2 separate regions of the Homo sapiens genome follow, and region 1 is linked to region 2. The links are chromatin contacts, found by Hi-C or POLR2A ChIA-PET in ENCODE. All regions are on one chromosome and are shown on one strand. Each heading gives the region's core, a stretch centred on a gene start or an enhancer-like site at or near the end of the contact. The rest is flanking DNA. Distances are from core to core; before and after follow the strand shown.

Evidence for each region. A loop is a pair of places that touch in the nucleus more often than their neighbours do. ChIA-PET counts read pairs that join two places held with the same protein, here RNA polymerase II (POLR2A). Pooled maps may share reads with other maps.
Region 1: a loop to region 2 is called in a map of Right ventricle myocardium inferior, with 8 times the contacts of the local background. The contact joins the enhancer-like site here to the promoter of EGLN3-AS1 in region 2. A Hi-C loop is called at or near these places in 1 of 168 maps with a recorded cell type or tissue (Right ventricle myocardium inferior) and 4 of 50 pooled maps. POLR2A ChIA-PET finds 5 or more read pairs at or near these places in 3 of 52 experiments (BJ, OCI-LY7 and activated naive CD4-positive, alpha-beta T cell).

What each region holds. Positions count from the first base shown.
Region 1 is chr14:34,125,475-34,131,345 of GRCh38, forward strand. LOC102724945 (a long non-coding RNA gene) reads right to left here. Exons shown (of 9, transcript XR_001750942.2): 3 at 1,555-1,670; 4 at 779-837. Among named protein-coding and RNA genes, the nearest start is that of EGLN3-AS1, 88 kb to the left of the region's middle. Within about 2 kb of position 3,322, at least 4 of the 41 ENCODE cell types and tissues checked have a DNase peak (open chromatin) inside an H3K27ac peak, as active enhancers do.
Region 2 is chr14:34,038,220-34,043,673 of GRCh38, forward strand. It overlaps EGLN3-AS1 (EGLN3 antisense RNA 1), which reads left to right and starts at 1,762. Exons shown (of 3, transcript NR_184209.1): 1 at 1,762-1,951; 2 at 2,986-3,050. All of the region lies in intron 5 of LOC102724945 (a long non-coding RNA gene), which reads right to left. RefSeq lists a silencer at 4,404-4,698 and an enhancer at 5,217-5,454.

The DNA of each region.
Region 1 (5,871 bases), core at 2,072-4,571, 89 kb after region 2:
AGAATCCACTGCACTCAATAACTGATTAGATAAGGGAGTGGTAGAATGGAAAAGACCAAGTCAAAAAGAAAATGTAGGGGTCAAGCCTGGGTGAAATTTGATAACAGTGCCATGGACAGTAAGTAAAAGGGAGCACAGTAGGAAGAAGAAGGAAAAAAGGAGAAAGGATGATAAGTCTAGTTCTGAACAGTCATCTCCAAAAGTGGGCTGCAGACCCAGGCAGACATCTAGAGAGGCTGGAAACGTTAGGCTGGAGCTGAGAGTGAGGAATGCCGCCTTGTGCAAACGAGCCAACCGCTGGAGCACACAGGAGCATATGGAAGCACCTGGGGGAGTGGGGAGATGAGAAGAGAGGAGAGCCAGAGGCAGATCTTTGGGGGGAAACCTGCCTTTTGAGGTAAGAGAAAAGGAAACAGAACAAAAAGCAGATAAATAATTGGGAAGGTAAGGGGAGATTTCCTTAAAGTGAGAATGGATTACTTTTTATTAAGCTTAAAATAATGAAGTAAAAGATTAAGAGAGAAAGAAGAGTTTAAGTGAATGAGGCAACTCAGCAGTCTGTAGCTAAATAAGGATGAGGTCACTGGTAAATTTTGAGGGTAGCCGTTTCTCCAAGCAGTGAGGGCAGACACAAGATTACACAAATTGGAGGAGCAGGTGGGGTGAGGGGGAGTGAAGCAGCAAGGCATGTCCCGCTTATTGTCAGGACAGGCCAAACTATGTGGCAATCCCAGAATAAATCCTCAAATCTCAGTGGTTTCACATGATAAAGGCTTACCTTTTGTTCACGTAAAGTCTGATGCAGGTCAAATAGCTTCCTCCATCTTGTAGCTGTACCTTTGGGGGCACATGGCAGAGGAAGCAAGAACAAGGGAAGTAAGACATTGGTTCTTTATTGCCCCAGTGTGGAAGCCACACATATCACCCCTGCTCATGGTTCATCTGCTAGAATGAGTTCCACGGCCTCACCCAAACAATACACCACATAGAACATCTGGTGAACACAGACTGCTGCAGACACCTTGTTCAAGAGATCAGGAAGTTAATAAATGGGGAAAGTAACCAAGAGGAGGGAGCCTGTGTTCATGCAAGGGACAGAGACTGCCGCATATTGAGGGGAGGGAGGACAAAGGTAGAGAGGATTAAAGTTATCGAGGCCTGGAGGAATCCTGAGTCTATCCCCTGATATCATAGTTGGCCCTCTCATCCTTACATCATCTGCCCTTGAGAAGCAACCTGCCTACGATCACCTCACAACCCCTGATAGAAATGTTGCCCACAGCCTTTTTCTACATGTTTTCAAGCACACAAATCAACACCAGAAACCACTCATCCAATAAAGGCTATTGGAATGGATTCAAGACCTTCCTGCAAGGTGAGATAACCATGCCTTACACTCACAGTTTCCTGAAGGCTTTAAAATACATGACTTCGGTTGATCGTTATTATAATGGTATGAGACACATGTGGCCTGTAGAATTATTACTACTATCATATCACCATTCTTATTTTACAGATGAGAAAGCTAAGGTGTAGAGAAAGCAAATGACTTACCCAAGGCCATGTGCTGAAGCTGGAATTTGGTTCTCATACACCCTCTCCTCTGTGAGCAAAATGCTGTCTGATTTGTTCTGTGCTTTTGAGGGCAGATTTAAAATGGTTGATACACCCTGCAGAAAGTGGGCAATGAATAGCTTTGTTATACTTTGTTTATAACAATTACATGAAGGAAACTGTTTCAACAACTTCTACTCCAATTTTGGACTCTAGCTAAGTTTGTATTATATATTTAGTCCCACTTCTATTTGCAAGCAGACTTAAATTGGCATAAGAGGCTGGGAGCGGTGGCTCATGCCTATAATCCCAGCACTTTGGGAGGCTCAGGCAGGTGAATCACCTAAGGTCAGGAGTTCAAGACCAGTCTGGCCAACGTGGTGAAACCCCATCTCTACTAAAAATACAAAAATTAGCCAGGCGTGGTGGTGGGTGCCTGTAATTCCAACTACTTGGGAGGCTGAGGCAGGAGAATCATTTGAACCCGGGAGGCGGTGGTTGCAGTGAGCCAAGATCACGCCACTGTACTCCAGCCTGGGTGACAGAGCCAGACTCCATCTCACCAAAAAAAAAAAAAAAAAAAAAAAAAAAAAAAAAAAAAGGCATAAGAAGTGAATGGCACCGTAGCCCAGCTCCATTCCACATGCACCCTTCTACAGAGGCATTTTGCTAGTGACCCAAGGTCAAACTGGTTGGGCATGATGAGCTGATGGTGTGTGCTGTGCCTGGGCCAGTCCTTTCTCTGTACATCTGTGATGTTTTCTTTTCACTAGGAGTCTCAAAAATGCTACAACATGAAGGAAATGGTGCAGTCACCTCTCACTGGGTGCTAATATGTTCCTGGTGCTTTGTACACACTGTCCCCCTGGGACCTCACAGAAGGCTTGCAAAGTAGTTACTCTCAGTTTACAAAGTTCAGAGAATTTAGGTGAATTATCCAACACTCTGCAGCTACATATAGCATGCCTGGATTCAAAGCTAAGCCCATCTCTCATCAAGGCTGGTGCACTTTCGACTAGCTCACTGAAACTCCTGGCTGAGGAACATGATGGGGAAAATGAAAATAAATAAAAAATAACTGTCTTAGAGCATTGCACGAAATCAACTTTCTAATAGAGTCTATTTTCTCAAGGAAAGTATACAGGGAGGAAGAGGTGGATGGGTAGATGGATGGATGGAGATAGAGAGAGAGAGAGAGAAAGAGAGAGAGAGAGAGATGGATGCTGTAGATACTCTCCGGCACATCTTATACCTGCTTTAAATATCTGAAGCTACGTTGTCCTATGTTTTCAGAGCCATTGATCAATGCCAGGATGAGCCCAGGACAGGGCCCTGGGAAATGGCAGCCAAGAAGTGAGAGAAAAGCAAGAGAGAGGTGCCCCAAGCACCAAGAGCAGAGAGGAGATCCTATTGCTTTCCCTACCAACATCCCCAGTCTATTTAACAGATTGCTTTTAGATTTTTATTTTCTTGTAGTGATTTAAACACTTTAAATATTTGTATTTGGAGATAAAGGAAGAATTCCAAAGGTTTTGCATAAAATAACCATCATGAACCTGTTTTTCATTTTTTCTAAAGCCTGTCCTGGGCTACAGGGGTGAAGACACTTGGCCACTGAGGCTCAGGCAGGTCCTTTTCCGTGCTGCTTGCAGGAAGGAGATGGCAGCCCCACATGGTAGAGGCCCTCAGCTCCTTTGCTTCCTTGGCTACCAGAGCCTATTTCCAGCTTCACCTCACAGCCATGTGTGAACACGGCCCCGATGCCTGGAACAATCTCTGCGCCCACATTTGCGTGCCAAGGTGTGTGTACGTGAGGCCCTGCTCAGGCTGCGATGAAAATGCGAAGCACCTACTATTTTCAGCCTGAGCAGCTGCCAGGGCTTCTCAGCCAAGTTGGTGGAGGCAGCTCTCCACGCCCAAGCTGCCTGGTGTGAAACATGAAGAAAGCATCTGGGGTGGTCAAAACCTTCAAGCTTTCTGGAAACATGAGTTTCCAACACTCCACTTCAGTGTTATCCCTACAGAAACAGATACCTTTCCTTTTTACCAAAGCTCCTTGGAAGGAGCCACAATGGTAGTTTTATCTTCCACAGGTTTCTCTGAAGTACAGTGTGATGGAGGGACAGGGGTTGGCCTCTCCCCACCCCAGGCTCCCAAAGCATATACAGATTCAGGATGCTACAGGGAGAAATCGGAATGCTGTGTATGATGGGTACTAGCTCAGAGTCCCAGCCTAGGCAACAACTGACTCCCAGAGCAGGACTTGGGGGAGCCATTCTGTTCCCTCCCAACCCCAATTTTAAGATATGGCTCAAGTCACTGAAGGACCAGGATTTCATTTCCCTTTGTCCTAAAATGACTCCAAAAGAAAGAGTGAAAGTCATTGAGTTCAAAGAGGCCCCTTGGAAACAGGTGTGGACTATGAGGAATAGGCCAATGGGGTCCCTGGCTGGCCCTCTGAATAGGATACCCACCTAAAAGGCTTTGCCTGGGTCCTGTGGGTCCAGCCCACACCTGCGGGGAGATGGAAGGTCGTGTACTTCCCGTAAAAGGATGTGAAGCACAGTGCTTTAGCAAGGGATGGTCCAAGCCAAGACATGACGTGCCTGGAGAAACAACCGAAGTTCCACCCCTAAACCAAAGATAAGTTATGCTACTTCCGCCAGTGCCCTCCTCCCAGCAGAAACCTGTTAGTTTGACAAAACAGAAACCCAGTCCAGGCCAAGGCCAACCTAGCTGCCTGTAAATGGGAAAGGAATCTATGGGTGGGGAAGGGAGGTGGCAGAGGGTTCATTTCAGGCTCCCATGAAAGAGAAAGCTGGTCTTTAGTGCCTTGGCCACCATTTCCACGCTGCCCTCAGCACATTCTGTTGCCCTAGCCTAGCCATTACAATTGCCCAGTGGCCTTTCTTGGGCTACAGATCTTTGCTTTGTTCAACTGAGGAAAGCAGAGACATTCAGTAACACAGAAAGTAACCCGACAGAGCTGGCTCAGAGCCTGGATCTGCTGACTTCTAGCCCCATGGTCTTCCCCAACAGAATGTAGATGACCCACCCTGTCTCTTCAGTCACAAAGGGCTCTATTGACAAAAATATCCCCAGGACCTCTGCGACGGCACTCAGTAATGTAATCATTTCTCTGAGTTGACTGAGATTCCAACTTCAAGGACACGTGACGAGGTGATGGCCAGTCACCTGACTGGTGATCCTTTCCTCTTTCTTTAGGAGTGAAATACAGGGGAGAGAGCACCTTCCCACTCAGTAGTGAAGCTGAAGCAAGAGGCCCAAAGTGACTGGGCTAAACGTCATGCAGCAGGAGGAGCTGGAGGTGAAAGAAGACACCCAGTGCACCCCCCTGTTCACAGCAAGTCTCATTTCTCACCCCTTCACCTTGCAGATGGTGAACACATATCTGCCAGCCCTGCGCCCAGCATCCCAGCCAAAGTGCTTTTCCCTCCCACTCCCTCACTCTATAGAGATGCACCATCCCAACCCTGCAAAGGGCCAGCCAGCTGATGCATTAAGTTCCAAGGGCAGGAGCCAGGCTTTTTAGATTCTTGCCTCCAGTAACATTACGTGACCTCAAAGTTTTAACTCAAATAGAAGTTTTTTCAGAAACAAGGCCTCACTCTCTGTCATCCAGGGTTCAGTCTGGAACTCCTGGGCTCAAGCAATCCTCCCGCCTCAGCCTCCTGAGCAGCTAGGACTACAGGCCTGTGCCACCATACCTGGCTAATTTTTGTATTTTTTGGTAGAGACGAGGTCTCAGCATGTTGCCCAGGCCAGTCTCAAACTCCTGGCCTCAAGTGATCCTCCCGCCTTGGCCTCCCAAAGTGCTGGGATTACAGGTATGAGCCACCGTGCCCGGCTCAAGTAAAAGTTTAAACCAGGGCTGAGGAGTTGCGGGGCAGGTAGGACAGGAGGCTGGCATCTCTTGGAAGTTGTACTGCCTCCCTGGGAGGAGGTCTTGTCGCTCACAGCTGCACAGGAGGCTCTGTCCGCAGGCCCAGAGCCCCTCCGGGTGTTTCTGTCCAGCACTAAGCTCCTTTGCCCCTAAGTATGACAGGTCACTGGAAGCCTCTTGAAACACTGAGCGAAATCTGCCGCCTGACACGTTCTCCCTGGCTAGTTGGCTGCTTTGCATGCCTATGGGGCAAGCAGGCTATTTTTGCGCGGATTTCATAACCCCCTTTGTAGCTGCTGTGGCTGCTGATTGCACATGTGTTTCCAGCTCCACTCCCGTGGTGAGAATGTTTACAGAAACAGGCGCGTTGTCAGAGAATGTAGAGAAAGCAGGATTGAGAGATTAAGAGCACA
Region 2 (5,454 bases), core at 512-3,011:
TCATAGTAAAAAGCCTGAACCCACTCAACCTGATCCTGTCCTCCCAGTCAACAAGCACATTGATGTCAGTAAGAGTGTCCAGACATATAATCATGTATGAAAGTCAACAAAAGGAAGGCATCATCTCTTTCTGCCACCTCTCCAGAAGATGTGATAGTGAAGGTGTTGTCAGCTAACTGCTTCAAAGGCAAGCAGGGCAGTAGGCTGTTCCATGTCCCCTGGGAACATGAACATTACTTCACACTACGATTTACTGAAACAAAAGCAAACAGGGACCAGCAGAGACAGCTGTGAAATGAGATGGTGACATCTTCCTGATGCCTTTCAGCTGCTTGGATCTCCCCATTTTAAGACAGATAATGAGGCCATCTTAGGCTCAGCCCTTTTCTGATCCCATCTCTTTTCACTACAATGTACCTGTGCAGTGTGCTGATCCCTCCATGTTTTTAAAGGGAAGTTCCTCTGATCAGTGACTCCGTCGGAATATGTCGATGTCTAGCCTCACACTACAGGGTGATGACAGGCAGCCTTTTTTTCCCTCCTCTTAGGTTATACGAGCGTCTTAAACATAGTGGAACTCACAATTCCAGCTTCATTCCAAACTAGTGAGATATTTCTCAGCTGCTTCCTCCACCTGCTCCTGAGGTCCAGAGTACAGGGCATTTGCCTAAGTCAGCATGCTAGGTGATAACCACAAAGCTTTTCCTGCCAACCTTGCCATTTCCAAGCCCTTCTCTAACTGCATTCTCCTCTATTCTAGTCTCAACTCTGCTTGCTATTGGTGGAGTGCTTCTCCAGGGATGCATGTGGAGGAAAAGGAAAAGGAACCAGAGATGAAGGGGACATCCTCCTCCCTGGCACTGTCTCCATCTCTCCACAGTTCACCCATCATCTCCATTGGAAGGAAGGTACTCATGATCTTCACTGGAAGGAAGGCACCCAGAACCGCCCTGCAGAGACCATGAAATTAGTTGAGTGCTTCTCAAGAAATCTGTGATAAAGGGCCCGCTGATTTTTTCTAAAATTTCCAATCTACTATGAATCCTCAATTTTGTAGAATAAACAAAAATGAATTATTAGAAAAGAGTTAAAAATAACAGGCATATAAAATACAAGCTCAACTTTTTTGTTATTATGTCATAAAACTATTCCATCATATTGCTATGAACGTTTCTAAACAATTGCTCTCCATTTCTTCCCTTGTCCACAAACCAGCACGGGTTTGAGTCTCCCTGCTCTAGCTCAAGGTCTTAGCTATTTACTTAACCACTCAGAGCCTTGACCTGTTGTTTCTGCAAGATGGAAGAACAGTCATTACCTCAGCTGGTCAATGATGTCCCACATCTATATAATTCCAGGGACTCATTCCTGATTCTCCCTTAAGTTCTGAAAATATTTCAAAGACAGTAAAATAATGCTGAACTTCTGAGGAGGGTATTTGTTTGCATTTCTTACTGCTGATCTGGAACTACCTAATATTAAAGCACCTTGGAGAGTAATGAAAGAAATACACAAGAGAAGAAGAGGCAAACACTGGTGGGTCACTCACTGTCTCAGGGCTTCCTTTGTGGAACCAATAGGTATTTTGAAAAGCATCCTGAAAACATGTCAAAGGTCTAAGGATTGTTATCATTGGGGCTGGTGAGTCATGGCCCAGACAGACAGTAATACAGGTGCCCAATCGGCTGCTGTCTATCCAAAACATGCCACTGGACTGTGAGGGAGGCAACCCTTAAAATGGTGTGAAATAGAAAAAGAGGACAAACTTGTCTGCAGCACTCAGGAGGCTCAGGGAATTAACCAGGAGGGAACAGTAGCCCGGTTAAAATAGTTTCTGTACTTCCAGAGGAAGCAATTAAATCTCAGCGTCTACCATGGCAAAAGACCGATTGTACTTGAGGAACAAAATCGGGGATGATCATCCTTTAGTGGCGGGAAGCTGGAAAATGAGGTAGGACATATAGGGTGATGGGCAGGACTCTGCTATGGACTGAATATTTGTGTCTCCCTCACCAAATTTATAAGTTGAAACCTAAATCCCCAATGTCATGGTATTTGGAGGTGGGGCCTCCAGAAGTTTTTATATCATTATGGTGGAGCCCTCTTGAATGGGATTAGAGCCCTTATAAGAAAAGACATGACAGAGATGCTCTCTCTCTGGTTTCTGCCATGTGGGGATACAAAGAGAAGATGGCTATTTCTAATCCAGGAAGAGGGCCCTCACTAGACACTGGATCTGCTGACTTCTGAGCCTCCAGAATTGTGAGAGATAAATTTCTGTTATTGAAGCTACCCAGTCCATAGTGGTTTGTTATAGCAGCCTAAACTAAGACTCTATTCCACCAGAAGCAATTTTTAAAATAGCTTTATTGGCATATAATTGGCATCCAATACACTTCATGTGTTTACAATATAAAATTTAATATGCGTTGACACAGGCACACACCTACAAAACCATCACAACAATCAACCATCACCGGCACATCCATCACCACCAAAAAGTTTCCCAGTGCCCCTTTATCATCCCTGCCTCCCTGCTCTTCCTTCCCTACCCACAAGATAAGCACTGACCTCCTTTCTTTCATTATATATTTGTTTGCATTTTCTATAATTTTATATAAATGGAAACATGCAGTATATATGCTTTTTGAGGATGGGGGGGGTCTGGCTTCTTTAATTCAACATAATTATTTTGAGAATCATTCATGTTGTGGTATGTATCAATTGTTCATTCTTTTATATTGCTGAGTAAGTAGTTTTTCACTTATAGCAATTTTACATCTCAAGCAAGGTTACCCTGGGACTAAAATTTTGAGGTGTTAAGGAAAGTTTATAAAAAATGTGGGCTTTCCCTTAGAGCAGAGCTTGCTGCTGCTATCTTGGGAAATAAACCTTTTCTTTGGTCTCAAAATTAAGGACAGTTAATTAAAGAAAAAATAGCCATTTAATATTCTTTAATGATAAAAAGAATTTTGTAATTCCCAGGGACTGTGGGCTGTGAGGAGAGAGAAAGAGGCTTGAGAAACCAGAAACCATCATTTGCATCCAAGGTAAATCTCAACCCATTCTGATTCTCAGTTTCCTATTGTTTGTTTCTGCACTTGTGGTAGTAAATGCACTGAAGAGAATGTTACTATTCCAGTCTTGATTTTGCTTTTGGAATCACTAGAAGGGAAGACTACTCTGCACTGCAATTATATCATTCATTCGTGCATTCATTCATTCAGTCACCATACATGTATCAGTGTCTTCTCTATGCTTGACATCACACTGGGGATAAAGAGACAGATCTAAGGCTTATGGGAAGACTCGGTTCCTGCTTTCACAGAGTTATGGGGTATGCAGGTATCAAGGCTGCAGAGTTTTACAACAGACTGACAGTAAATGAGAGATCAAAGAGATGACAGACAGGTCAAGATGGTGCTGAGGCTCTCAAGTTCCCATCATGGAGACTAGAAGACAGGATTGAATATGGATATGGTGACAGAGGAAGGATTCTGACTCATAGACTATTAGAAAACACAGGCCCCATTGGCAATAACAGAGAATGCAACCCCCAACTCCCCCAAAGGAGCGGTGGGGAAGACTGGAAGATGTAGAGGCATATGGAGCATGGCTCCTGTCTCCAAACACTAGCCTTGAATGTGCACATTGTTGTTTGCACTACCAAAAAGTAAAGAAACCTATTTTCCTTTTTTTTGTTTTTTTCTTTTTTTAAGACAAGGTCTCACTCTGTCGCCCAAGCTAGGGTGCAGTGGCGTGATCACAGCTCACTGCAGCTTTGACCTCCCAGATTCAAGTGATCCTCCCACCTCAGCCTCCTGAGTAGTTGGGACCACAGGTGTGTGCCACCACTCCTAGCTAATATTTTAAAATTTTTGTCTATAGAGATGGAGTCTCCCTATGTTGCCCAGGCTAGGCTTGAACTCCTGGCCTCAAGTGATCCTCCTGCCTTGGCCTCCTAAAGTGCTGGGATTACAGACACACCCAGCCTAGAACCTATTTTTATAAATAGGTGGCAGTAGTCTACAGAAGTTTCCTTTTAAAAAGTGTGTTTGTTCCCAATCCATCTGTCATAAAGTTACACTAAAAGAGCACAAAGGGAAAATAGCAGGACACAAAATTGAATGAGTAAGGTGAGGATTATAATAAAAAATACAAACAACCTATTGCTTAGGAGGAAGGGGATCTAGTGGAGAAATGCCCAAAGAAATACCAGAAAAGCTAAACATCACCTTTTTGTGTCTTCTTCAAAATTTCTTTAGTGAGCATTTTCCTATTCGAGTTTTCAAGAATTATTTTGAAACATATCCTTCATGGGAAGTCATGGATTCTCAGCAGAAGGAAACCAAAATCACCAATCTGAATTTGCCTGCAGTCTAGAGAGAAGCCTAGAACCAGGGAGGGGGCTTCAGGGAAGCCAGTGGCAAAGGAAGGGTAGGACTTTGCCAAGGGGTTTTTGCAGCCTGAGAACTATACCCTGAGGTGCAGAGTGAAGAAGTGCAGATAGGAGGGACTGGAGTTCAACGGGAGAGCAGCACACAGGCAGGTGTGAGTAGTAGCCTTAGAAGGGCCAGGACCAATAAGGCCAAGGACATGGCTGGGCAGCCATGAGAAAGCAATTTCTTTAGACCTCAGGATCCTTGTCTTCCAAATGGAAAAGGAGCACTGGGTGATCTTTAAGATCCCTTTTAACATACAGGAATTTGAATTGTATAATTCATGCCAATATATATCTATTGAAGACCTCAGCTGAGATTCTCCAACCTCAGCCTCCCAACTGGCTGGGACTATAGGCGTGTCCCACCACACCCAGCTAATGTTTTTTATTTTTTTGTATAGATGAGGTCTCACTATGTTGCCCAGGCTAGCCTCGAACTTCTTGGCTATGTCTGAAGCACAGTGGGTCAGCAACTACAAACCTCCTCTCCAGTTAGCTCACATCAATCCAAAAATATTGAATATCGGTTACTCAATATATAGTGATGTATATTTTCTAGAAAAAGAGTTGTGTTGTGCAAAAGTAATCCCACATTAAAGCAAGGGCTAAGAGGGCAAACCTGTGGGGGTTTTTTGTTTTGTTTTGTTTTGACGGAGGAGTCCCCAGGCTGGAGTGCAGTGGCGCTATCTCGGCTCACTGCAACCTTTACCTCCCGGGTTCAAGTGATTCTCCTGCCTCAGCCTCCCAAGTAGCTGGGACTATAGACACACGCCACCACACCACACAAAAATACAAATAAATTTTTGTATTTTTAGTAGAGATGGGGTTTCACCATGTTGGCCAGGATGGTCTTGATCTCCTGATCTCATGATCCTCCTGCCTCAGCCTCCCAAAGTGCTGGGATTATAGGCGTGAGCCACCGTGCCCAGCCAAACCTGTGTCTTTTATAATGTTCCAATCTACTCTGATTAAGGACGTTGGAAAAGGGATTCTCTAAGGGTCATGGAATGGAA